Regions from separate parts of the Homo sapiens genome. Here regions 2 and 3 are each linked to region 1. A link is a contact called in ENCODE Hi-C or POLR2A ChIA-PET data. All regions are on one chromosome and are shown on one strand. The core of a region is the stretch at or near the end of the contact, and the rest is flanking DNA. Distances in the headings are between cores, read along the strand shown.

Region 1 (3,975 bases), core at 501-3,000:
TGCCCAAACCCAGACTTCACTTCAAATTAAGCACATTAAAAATGGAGTTCATATTTTCTCCTAAAAATCAGCTTCTTGGCCTCCCTTCCCAACTTCCTCACCTGTTTAAGGCAGTATTTTCCTTGTCAGGTTAGAAACATTATAACTATCTTTGTTCTCCTACCTAGCTTCCTCCTTCCCAATACCCAATTAATCATCAAATTCTATCATTTTTTCCTTAATAATGTCTTGAAAATTTTCCTCCATTCTTTATATTCCAGCAAAACAGAAACAGAAGGTGAGGATCCAGCTCTCCAGTCTGGATGGGGAGACTAGAAACACACTACATACAAGTGAAAAAAATTTCATAGGAATTACAAGAATACCAAAACAATGCAAAATAACAGCTCCAAACAAGCCTTGTATACACATCTCCAGGCAATAGCTGGCACTGCATTTGTCCAGTAGTAATCTAGGGCAGTGGGTGGGGAGGTCCTTCTGCTGCGCAGGGGCTGTGGTGAGGCCTTTCAGGTCCAGCTTAAGCCACTCTGATTCCAGCCACCACCCCACCTTAGATGGGCAAGCTGTTCCTTTCCAGATCAACTCATCTCCACCCACAACACAGTGCTTATGTATTCAGTCTAAAATAGCACAATTTATCAAGAGTATTCCATCGTAATTTTAAAATGTCGTGTTTATATTTTACCTCCACCTGGACAGAAACTCGTTCCTTTGTATTCTTACTGCCCCTCCACCTCCCCATAGCAACCAGCACAAGATTCCACCGTGTGTAGTCTATAAATAAATGTTAAATCATAGAGCCTTAGAATTTTGGAGTCAGACGGGGATCTTCAGAGTTGCATTTGTCCAGTCCTTTATAGATGGGGAAACAGGTCTAGAGAGATTAGGTGACTTGCTCAAAGCCACACAGCTGGCTATTGACAAGGCAAGGAGCAGAGCCCAGGTTTCTCCTGCCTGAAGTCTGTACCCTGAACTGTCCTTAGATAATCAGTGACAGACACCTGAGTTCACACAAGGTCTCCAGGGGTTGATGGTGATAGGAGAAACTGGCTTTCCCAAAACATGTACAAAGATTCGGTCCACGCCCCTAGCAGACCTTCGGGAGGACTAACTCCTCAGCTCGGCGTCCAGCAGAGTCCCAAGTTACAGTCGCACTTGTTTATGCGTCTGTCGGCCTCCTCCGACAGGACCGAGTACTCGAGGGCCCCGCGCTCAGGGGCTCCCCTCCGGCCCCTCCCCCGCCGCCGAGCTGTCACACAGCCGCCGCGCGGCCCGCCCCCACGTGGACTGGGCTCGGAGGATCAAAGTCTGTTTGCAGACTTTGCAGCCCGGCCCCCGCAGGTGTGCTGGGAGTTGCGATGGTCCGCAGGCCAGGACTCCGCCACACCCGAGGGGACCCGGCCAGCCCCTCCCCCTCCCGCTGCACGCGGCCCGCGCCCCCAATTCGCCCGCCGCTGCACCCGGCCACGGCCCCCCGGCCCACGCCCGGCTCCGGGAGGAAAAGGCCCCGCCCCTATCTGTTGGAGCCGCGACCCCGCCCCCTTCCCGCCCCTCCGAGGCTCCATCCAATAGTGAGCGTGGCTGGGCGGGACGCCGAGGCTGTCGTGAGGGGGTCCTGACCAATGGGGAAGCGTGCCGGGCCTGGTGGGCGGGGCGGCAAGGCCTTGTCACGCTCGGGTCCGTGTGAAAACGGGGGTTCCGAGTGCAAAGCAAAGTTTTTTTGTAAACCGTCTGCAAAGGCGGGGGGGCGAAGAAGGCGCCCGAGACCGGGCCGAGTGCAGCTGCCGTGGCCGCCGCCTCTCTAGCTCCTCAGCCATCCGCTCCTCAGTCCAGCCGCCGCAGAGGAGACCAGCAAGCAGAGCCCTCAGATGCTCGGAGCTTTCTCGGCGCGAAGCTGCCCGTCGCCCTCTCCTGCCGCCCTCGCCCGCCGCCCTCCTGCTCCTGCTCCGGCTGCGGCTCTTGGTACCCCGGCTCCGGGAGCCCAGCTCCCCGCCACCGCCGCCGCCTGGGTGTGGGGGCTGCTGAGGCTGAGCCGGGCCTCGGCGCCGGCTCTGAGGACGGACGCCTGAGGAGCTGCGCGGCGCGGCGCCGCCGGCTGGCGGAGAACGCCCACAGGCGCGGGGCTCGGCGGCTTGACCCGGGCTTGTCCCCGTGCGGCCGCGGGGGCCCCTCAGCGGTTTCCCGAACGGCCCGACTCGGGCGCTCCTCCGTGTCGCGGTCGCCGACCCTCCGCGTCCCGCCAACGCCGCCGCTGCACCAGTCTCCGGGCCGGGCTCGGCGGGCCCCGCAGCCGCAGCCATGGGGTGTTGGGGTCGGAACCGGGGCCGGCTGCTGTGCATGCTGGCGCTGACCTTCATGTTCATGGTGCTGGAGGTGGTGGTGAGCCGGGTGACCTCGTCGCTGGCGATGCTCTCCGACTCCTTCCACATGCTGTCGGACGTGCTGGCGCTGGTGGTGGCGCTGGTGGCCGAGCGCTTCGCCCGGCGGACCCACGCCACCCAGAAGAACACGTTCGGCTGGATCCGAGCCGAGGTAATGGGGGCTCTGGTGAACGCCATCTTCCTGACTGGCCTCTGTTTCGCCATCCTGCTGGAGGCCATCGAGCGCTTCATCGAGCCGCACGAGATGCAGCAGCCGCTGGTGGTCCTTGGGGTCGGCGTGGCCGGGCTGCTGGTCAACGTGCTGGGGCTCTGCCTCTTCCACCATCACAGCGGCTTCAGCCAGGACTCCGGCCACGGCCACTCGCACGGGGGTCACGGCCACGGCCACGGCCTCCCCAAGGGGCCTCGCGTTAAGAGCACCCGCCCCGGGAGCAGCGACATCAACGTGGCCCCGGGCGAGCAGGGTCCCGACCAGGAGGAGACCAACACCCTGGTGGCCAATACCAGCAACTCCAACGGGCTGAAATTGGACCCCGCAGGTGAGCCGGGAAAGTCGCTGCCGCAGGTGGTTGGGTTTGGGGTGCCCAGAGCCTCGCCTGGCCTTCGGCGGGGTGGCCCGCACGCCCCCTGCTGCCCGAGCGGGCCTGCGCCGCGCCGCCCCTGCCTGCTCCCTCCCCGTCCTGCACACGCCCCGCTGCTGCTCCAGGAAATCAGAACCCCCTCAGTCGGGTGCAAGGAGCCGGCGACGCGTCTGGCATATTTGTAGGTGGGGGCTGTGGGTCAGACCCTAAGAAAAAGGGTCAGGAGGTGATCATCATCCCGCTGCAGTCCACACCCGCACTTGGCTGTCTTTACAGGCTGCAGCAACTTTGCTGGAGACTTGTCTGGTTATGGTTATAACAGCGTCAGAAATGCTTCCCAATTCAATTCCTTGGCCCTCTTGGGAAACGGAGAGAATCCCCAATTCGTCCCCAGTAGTTGGGTGCTGGAAACCTTGCTCTGCCAAAGTAGTTCTTATGCCCATTGAACTCCGTTTCATAATATGCATTCAGAGCGTGTAAACCCTGGTTAAAGGTTTCTTTTATGAACAGCAGTGTATGCTTCAGCTAATTGATCCCTAATCCTGGAAATCATAGATTTAGGACCTGTCTGGGCATGTTTAACATTTTCCCAGGACTTTTCATAATCGTACTGAACTAAAAGTGATGGTAATTTATTCATCTTATATTTTTAGTGGATGCTTTTTATATTTAACATTAAGTGCTCTTGAAGGAAATTTGAAAATAAATGTTGAAAGAAAGGAGATGGAAATGACTCAACCAGTGTCCTACTACCCAAGCTCAATGGTGCTTAACAATTTGGTCTTATTTCCTTCACTTACGTTTATTTACCTTGTATCATTATAAATTATGCTACATAATTTTCCTTTTCGAGTGCAGAATATGAAGTTAGTGAAATTCAAGTTGTACATTGGAAAGGTTTAATAAGTAATTGGTTTTCCTCTCACTCCACTCGGCAAGGTGTTATTCCAAAGAAAATTAAGTTTCTCTGGTGTGTAATTTCAAAAGATCAATACTTTTTATCTTTTTGAATA
Region 2 (3,975 bases), core at 548-3,047, 160 kb after region 1:
AGGGTCAGAACAAGAAACTATAAAGTTCTACCTTCTGGCTTTGAGGCCCTTCCCCCTCATCCACGGCCCCAACCTCTTGCTGGTCATAGGCAGGGCCTCCCAGGATTCGGATTCTCTTCTCACACTGCTTCTTTGCCACAGTCAGTTGGTTGATGTACCTCTTCATGTTCCTAGCCCTCATTGCCGCAGTTTCTTTACCTTTGTGCCTCTTCAGTTGGGGAAAGCTGCTAATTGTAGTCGCTTGGATTATTTCCACTACAATTTGATACCTTGCCCAAAAGTCAGTTGTTGAAAACGACCAGCACACATCTTCTACCACTCTTCTCTACCGTTCCTTCAACAGACCTTAGTTGCTTCAAGAACTCCACATCAGAGTTGCTGTTAATGAGCTTGATGAAGTCCTCATAAGAGGGGCTATAGGTGTAGGCTCTCTTGTGATGTTCATTCATCTGCTCTCTGTACTCCAGCTGGGCAAGCAGCATTTGGTTAATGTAATCTGGATTACTCAGTAACTCCACTACCGGCTTCAGGACTTTTGTTGTGAGAATTTCTGCAAGCATTATAGGTAAACTGAGAGACTGCACATCCTTTGAGGGGAGGAGACAAAACACCAGAACCCGAGAACACGTTTGTAGAAATCTTACTTCATCATCTGAGTTCCTCAAGCATACGTGCAACACAAAAGGTCTTGGCTGTTCATGTCTGGCATTAGCACCTTTCAGGTCACAGAAATGAGTGAGTAAAGTCCTCACAACATCATTGCAGACAACTTTAACCACATCCACGTGACTCAGTCTGTGGTGCAGCTGTCTGGCAATTTCCCAAAAGTCTTCCAAGAGCACATGGTAAAGTTGTCCCTCATCTCTGCTGAGGTTTCCATACCAGGACAGAATGCAATCTCTGTAACTGTAGTCGAACACTTCTTTCAGAACTTTATCCATATTATGAGAAATTACTACCCTTCTAAACTGAGCTGACTCATGTGAGTTTCCATACACAGGACTCCCAGGAGGGCGGCGGGCGGCTGAGGTCGCGGCCAGCCGGCTCCAGGCGGCGGCAAAGTCGGGCGGCGGGGCGCGCGGGCTCCGGCAGACGAGGGCGAACAGGGTCCCCAGCAGGAAGGTGGCCGCAGCGCAGCTCAGGTACAGGCTGAGCCTGAGCAGGACGGAGCTCAGCCCCGCGGCCCCCGCCGCCTCCCCGCTGCCGGGCCCCAGGAAGGAGAGGGCCACGGTGGCAAGTGCGGCCACCGCCACGGGCTTCCACCAGCTCCGGCCGCCCGGGGCCCCCGGCGCCGCCGCTGCTGCCTCGGCGTCCCCCGGGGACTCTGGCCGCCGCTCGCCCCTGAAGCCCGAGACAGGACGGCCGCCGGCGCCTGCGGCCCGCGCGGGGCTGAGGCCGGCGCCGCCACTGTCGGTCGCATCGGGGTGCATGCTGCTTCCTGGGCCGCTAAGGACAGGCACATCTCCTGCCCCGCCGTCCCCCGCCGGCGCTCCGGAGGCAGGGGGAGCCCGCGCTCCTGCCTCGCCCGCGGCCCACGGAGGGAGCGGCCCCCGCAGACGCCGCCGGGCCCCTCTCGGCGACCCCTCAGCGCCGCCAACAGGCGCTGGGCCCGTAGCTGCCGGGCCGGGCGCAGCCAGGGAGCCCCACCGTGTTGTGACTGAAGCCTGGCCAGCCTAAGAATTTATCTTTTCTTTGTGTTGGGAATATTACAATTCTACTCTTCTAGCTGTTTTAAGATATGAACTACATTATTGTTAACTGTAATTTCTCTACTGTACTACTAACACCAGAACTTATTCCTTTTAACTGTATTTTTGTACTCCTTAACCAGCTTCTCTTCATCCTGCCCTCTACTCTTCCCCTCCCTGCCTCTCATAGCCATGATTCTACTCTCTACCTCCATGAGATCCAATTTATTAGCTCCCACATGTGAGAGAACAATGTGATATTTGTCTTTCTGTGCCTGGCTTATTTCACTTAATATAATGACCTCCAGTTCCAAATCACATTGCTGCAAATAACATGACTTCATTCTTTTTTATAGCTAAATAATATTCCACTATGTACATAACCACATTTTCTTTATCCACTCATCCGTTGATTGACACTTAAGATGATGCCATACCTTGGCTATTTGTGAATAGTGAGGCAATAAACATAGGAACACCGATTGCAGATATCTCTTTGATGTTACAATTTTCTTTCTTTTAAATATATACCCAACAGTGAAATTGCTGGATCATATGGTAGTTTTATTTTTAATTTTTTGAGGAACCTCCATACTGTTTTTCATCATGGAGGTACTACTTTACATTCCCACAGTGTAGGTGAGTTCCCCTTTCTCTGCATTCTACCAGCATATGTTATTTTTTGTCTTTTGGCAATAGCCATCCTAATTGGGGTGAGATAGTATTTCATTGTGGTTTTGATTTGCATTTCCTTGATGATTAGTGATGTTGGGCATTTTTCTTCAAATATCTGTTGACCATCTGTGTACCTTCTTTTGAGAAATATTTATTCAGGTCTTTCACTCATTTTAAAAATTGGATTATTTGGTTTTTGCTATTGAGTTCCTTATATATTGTGGCTATTTTTGTTTGTTTGTTTTGAGATGGAGTCTTGCTCTTGTCACCCAGGCTGGAGTGCAATGGCACGATCTTGGCTCACTGCAACCTCAGCCTCCTGCACAGCTGGGATTACAGGCACCCGCCACCACGCCAGGCTGATTTTTGTATTTTTAGTAGAGACAGGATTTCCCCATGTTGGCCAGGCTGGTCTTGAACTCCTGACCTTGTGATCTGCCCACCTCAGCCTCTCAAAGTGCTGGGATTACAGGTATGAGCCACCGTGCCCAGCTAAGGTGATTTTTTTATATGGTAAAAGATGGGGATCTAGTTTCATTCTTCTGCACATGGATATCCAGTTCTCCCAGCACGATTTATTTACTTATTTTTATTTTTTAAGAATGGTCCCACTCTGTTGCCCAGGCTGAAGTACAGAGGGACACGCACCGCTCACTGTAGCCTCAAACTCCTAAGCTCAAGTGATCCTTCCACCTCAGCCTCCCAAGTATCTGGGACCAGAAGCACACACCACCATGCCCAGCTAATATTTAATTTTTTGTAGAGATGGGGGTCTCACTATGTTTCCCAGGCTGGTCTTGAACTCCAGGCCTCAAACAATCCTCTTGCCTTGGCTTCCCAAAGTGCTGAAATTACAGGTATGAGCCACTATGCCCAGCCCCAGTATCATTTATTAAAGAGACTACCTTTTTCCCATTGGATGTTCTTGTTACCGTTGTTGAAAATGAGTTGGCTAGAAGTACATGGATTTCTTCTTGAGTTCTCTATTCCGTTCCATTGGTCTGTGTGTGTGTTTTTACAGTACCATACTGTTTTGGTTACTATAGCTTTATAGTATAATTTGAAATCAGGTAGTGTGATGCCTCCTTCTTTTTTCTTTTTGCTCAGGATCATTTAGCTATTCATATGAATTTCAGGATTTTTTTTTTTCTATTTCTGTGAAAAATATCACCGGTACTGTGATAGGGATTACATTGAGTCTATAACTCACTCTGGGTAGTACAGACATTCAAACAATATTAATTCTTCCATTCCAGAGCATGGGATATCTTTCATTTTTTTTTGTCACCTTTAATTTCTTTCATTGGTGTCTTATAGTTTTCTTTGTAGAGATATTTTACTTCTTTGTTCTTTAGTTACATTTATTCCTAGGTATTTTATTTTTTGTAGCTATTGTAAATGAGATTGATTTATTTCTTTTTCAGGCTGATTGCTGTTAGCATATAGAAACACTCCTGATTTTTGCATGCTGATTTTGTGTCCTATGATTTTACTAAATTCATTTGTCGGTTCTAAGAGTTTTTGGTGGAGTCTTTGGGCTTTTCTAAATTTAAGATCATGTTGTTTGCAAACAAGGATAACTTGACTTCTTCCTTTCCAATATGGATGTCCT
Region 3 (3,975 bases), core at 641-3,140, 160 kb before region 1:
TGCCCATAATTTCCATTAGTTAGAAATATTTCGAGTTCCCAAATACCTTAAGAGGATTAGATTTGTTGATCCATCCCTCATTCGTATAAGTCACATTAATCAAATGGACACCTAGCTAAAAGAATGGAGGTTTTGTTTGGACATTATATTATTTTTGGCACCGATTGATGCATGACTGATTGGCTCTTAGAATTTCAGAGCAAGTAGTCACCTTGTTTTGGGATGGCAGATTTCACTCTGATACAATTTTGGTGCATTGCTGGTAGCATCAAATGGCTACTTAGTAGAATTGTGGGGACTAGAATCAGCTTTCTTTTATTTGCATTCATATATTTTCCCCAAAACAGCATATTGCTTTGGTTCAGATTTATGTATTTCGTAAATAAGAGTGAAATCTAAAGGAACAAGTATATTTGTTAAAAGGGCGATGGATCTAGAAGCTAAAGCTTCCATAACATCCTTATCCTCAATTTTAATAATCCCAAAACCCCAAAAGATAATTTTTATTAATGTTCCTCTCAGCTGCTGCAGAGATACAATTAACCATGAAAAAAGCCCTGAAATTAATTATTTTTTTTTTTTGGATGTGGAAGTGAAGTGCATTTTAAAAATTTTGCCCTATATAGTAGAAGATAAAAAGAACATTTTTATGTTAGACCAAAGGGGATACAGATTTCAATCTCATAATAGTTTCTTTCTTTTCTGAATTCTAGTGTGGAACTAGAGTAGGTAATAAATTCTAGGCCACGATGGCCACTAGTGCCCGAATATCCCTCTGTCATGGCGCCATCAAGTGTTAAGGGCTTGTCCAAGTAGGAGCCCAGGAGCAGCAGAACCGGGGACTTCAATTCGACCTTGGCCCTTTGGCAAGTTTCTTATCCTCTCAACCTCACTCTCCTTATGTGTTAAATGGGAAACGCTCAAAGACTTCTTTTTTTTTTTTTTTCTGAGACGGAGTCTCACTCTGCAGCCCAGAGTGCAGCCGCGTGATCTCGGCTCACTGCAACCTCTGCCTCCCGGGTCCCGGTTCAGTGATTCTCCTGCCTCAGCCTCCTGAGTAGCTGGGACTTCAGGTGTGCACCACCACACCTGGCTAATTTTTGTATTTTTATTAGAGACGGGGTTTCACCATGTTGGCCAGGCTGGTCTTGAACTCCTGACCTCATGATCCGCCCACCTTGGCCTCACAAAGTGCTAGGATTACAGGCGTGAGCCACCATGCCTGGCCAAGACTTCTTTTCAGTATTAAGTGAGATTATATACAGGAAGCACATAAGACACTGGCACATTGTACTGAATGTGCAGTAAGGAGGCTGTGTTTATCTCACCCCAACTGGGTTTAACAGAGGATGTAAGTTATTCTCATATTGAGATGTGCCTAAACTGCAAGTGATGTGTTCCATGCATACCCAATGCAGTGGCTCATGCCTATAACCCCAGCACTTTGGGAGGCCAAGGCAGGAGGATCACTTGAGCCCAGGAGTTTGACACCAGGCTGACAGGAGATCAGCCTGGCCAACATGGTGAAACCCCGTGTCTACTTAAAAAAAAAAAAAAATTAGCCAGGCATGGTGGTGTGTACCTGTGGTCCCAGCTACTCGAGAAGCTGAAGTAGGAGGATCACTGGAGCCTGAGAGAATTGAGGCTGCAATGAGCTGTTATCATGCCCTAGGTCTCTTGGTTTTTAAGTTAGACACATGCAATCAGCATAGCCAAGTCCCTAACCCCACACAGTCAGACTATATTTAATATATCTAAGGCTCCAGACAGCAGTGAGAAAAAGCTTTGAGGTTGGAGCGCCAATTAGGAAGGTGAGGAGACGGGGGCATAAAGAGGAAATCAGATCTACTAGACAAGACATTACATAGGCTTAATAGGGACCTATTTTTGCTTCTGAGACATGATGTCACTTGTGGTGAAGACCTTGAACTAATTATCAAAATGGAGGGAAATATAATTTCTAGTATTTGGAAGCTGTCCACCAGCCCACGGTTCTCTGTATAATTCATATGATTCTAAATATAAAACTACATTGAAAGTGTCCTAATGCTTCAGGAAATTGAAAGTAATTTTGAAAACCTTTCTCCTTTCTAGTTGCAGAAGTCTCAGAAGTTTATATCTTGAGAATTGACACTTTACCTTCCAGTGGTAAGTTCTGGGTGCTCAGTTCTTAGTGGGTATCAGAAGGAAGTGGGCAGATTAGAATAAGATATTGCTTATGGCTATTGAGGTTATCATGGTAGAGCACAAAGAAACGAGGCAAAGCTGGATTAGCAGGTGTGTATTCGAAACTCTGCCCTGCTGGGGGTGGGGGTGAGGAGATGAGAAGCAGGTGATGTTTCAAAGCCCCATCTGGCCCTAAGAGCCTTTGATTCCCCAGACAAATATCCAACAAGCTGTCCAGCCCACCATTCACGGAACTTCAGAGTAACACCAGAAATTGGGAATTCCAAGAGAGAGAGGCTTCAGGGCCATGATGAGGTTATGGAACAGTTCTCTTAGAGAAGATTTGGAAATACTTCAAACCATCATCTGGTGGGAAGCTTGGCATAAACAGCAACTCATGGATATGGAGATGGCTGCTCAGGCATTACGATATTCAGAGTGGTTCTGGGCTAGCTTATTATAAAGAAGACCCGTCCTTGTTTTCCCAAAGGATGGCTAGAAAAAGCAAGGGAATGAATGAGTTAATGAATGTGGAATTAATAAAGCATTTCTTCTTGGAGGCAGAGAAATGGAACAGCTGATTACTGAAAGCCAGCCTTCAGAATCTGTGCCATGTCCGATCAGGAATAATAATTGAAATTGTCATTGGAGCGATGTCTGAGGGATGCAGAAACCTGGTGTCACAGGAAGCATTGCCTCAGACTCTGTCTTCCTCTTTATTAGGCCTTGGAGAGGAAGGACAGCAGGGTTACCTCACCAGCCCAGCTCCAGCTCCCCTTCACCCCCCGCCCAGGTACCTGTCTGACTGCAGCAGGAGATTCTAGCACAGAGGGTGCCAGCAAGCAGGGGTGCTCAGAGGGTTTCTCATTTGAAAGGTATTTACTGTTAGGGGAGAGTGGGAGGAGAGGAGGGGCAGGCATGGGTGGGCAGAGCATAGGTACTAGGAATCTGCAAACCACAGACAAGAAGCAAGTGAAAGTAAAGATCTGAGGGTTTGCTGTAAGCTGCATTAGCAGGAGGAGCACTGGGCCTGTGGGAGTGGACACATGTGTCTCCTTCCAGGGGCTCCTGCCACAGCCTCAGCCTCAGACATCTCAAGGCTCAGTGTGTGTGTCTGTCTGCCAGTGTACCCCAGGGGGGCCTCATGGTGAGGCTTCCTCTGCCTGGGTTGCTCCTGGCATGGGCTCCAGCTTTTCCCCTCAACCCTGCAGCCCACTGGAAGACATAAGCTAAAGCTGGTGGGGACCTCCACTCTGGGTACCGTCCCTGCCCATCCCCTCTGGCAGTCGCTTTCCTAACTGACAGGTATTGGTGAAGTGCTCAGGATGTTCTTGGTGGGCGTATTTCCTCCAGGTGGGGGTGGCGTAAAAGCCACAGCCTTTTAGAAGCCTCTGTTTCTTTCCTTGACTGGCACTTTAAAAGGTGTGTGCTCTACCGTCATCACTAGGAGAGGGAGGCTCTGTGATCCTCCTTTATTCTCCCATCTTTCCACCGGGGTCTAATACATTTAACAAGCCTATGAAAAGGCTGCCTACCTCATGCCATTTTCTGACTGTTATTCAAAGTGAAGGACATCTGAAAAAAGACATTACATTACCTACAGCCCAGGGTGGAGCGGGGAGGGAATAATTTAGTACAAGGAATTAGGAGGCATTTTTTCTTTTTTGACAGGCTGAAAGGCTTCCTAGGTGAGATTTCCATCGCTGGTTGAAGGAAGGGAAAAGGCTGAGTGGGAGGTGCAAGGGCTGCTAATCTGAAAATTACCGGAATTTCCTTAATTTCCACTCTTTAGAAAATGTCTGCTGCACA

The links. A loop is a pair of places that touch in the nucleus more often than their neighbours do. ChIA-PET counts read pairs that join two places held with the same protein, here RNA polymerase II (POLR2A). Pooled maps may share reads with other maps.
Region 2: a loop to region 1 is called in a map with no recorded cell type, with 5 times the contacts of the local background. The contact joins the enhancer-like site here to the promoter of SLC30A1 in region 1. A Hi-C loop is called at or near these places in 3 of 37 single-sample maps with no recorded cell type and 8 of 50 pooled maps. POLR2A ChIA-PET finds 5 or more read pairs at or near these places in 1 of 52 experiments (WTC11).
Region 3: a map of heart left ventricle shows a loop between it and region 1 (7-fold over the local background). The contact joins the enhancer-like site here to the promoter of SLC30A1 in region 1. A Hi-C loop is called at or near these places in 3 of 168 maps with a recorded cell type or tissue (PC-3, PC-9 and heart left ventricle) and 4 of 50 pooled maps. POLR2A ChIA-PET finds 5 or more read pairs at or near these places in 1 of 52 experiments (endothelial cell of umbilical vein).

The regions. Positions count from the first base shown.
Region 1 is chr1:211,576,936-211,580,910 of GRCh38, reverse strand. SLC30A1 (solute carrier family 30 member 1) reads left to right here and starts at 1,750. Exons shown (of 2, transcript NM_021194.3): 1 at 1,750-2,920. The coding sequence starts at 2,299. RefSeq lists silencers at 1,161-1,720, 1,961-2,270, 2,771-3,120 and enhancers at 1,577-2,076, 2,077-2,578, 2,551-2,660.
Region 2 is chr1:211,413,991-211,417,965 of GRCh38, reverse strand. The region is part of intron 4 of LINC00467 (long intergenic non-protein coding RNA 467); the gene reads right to left. It also overlaps the pseudogene SNX25P1. Among named protein-coding and RNA genes, the nearest start is that of LINC00467, 33 kb to the right of the region's middle. Within about 2 kb of position 1,797, at least 14 of the 41 ENCODE cell types and tissues checked have a DNase peak (open chromatin) inside an H3K27ac peak, as active enhancers do.
Region 3 is chr1:211,738,131-211,742,105 of GRCh38, reverse strand. No RefSeq gene overlaps it. Among named protein-coding and RNA genes, the nearest start is that of NEK2-DT, 64 kb to the right of the region's middle. Within about 2 kb of position 1,890, at least 3 of the 41 ENCODE cell types and tissues checked have a DNase peak (open chromatin) inside an H3K27ac peak, as active enhancers do.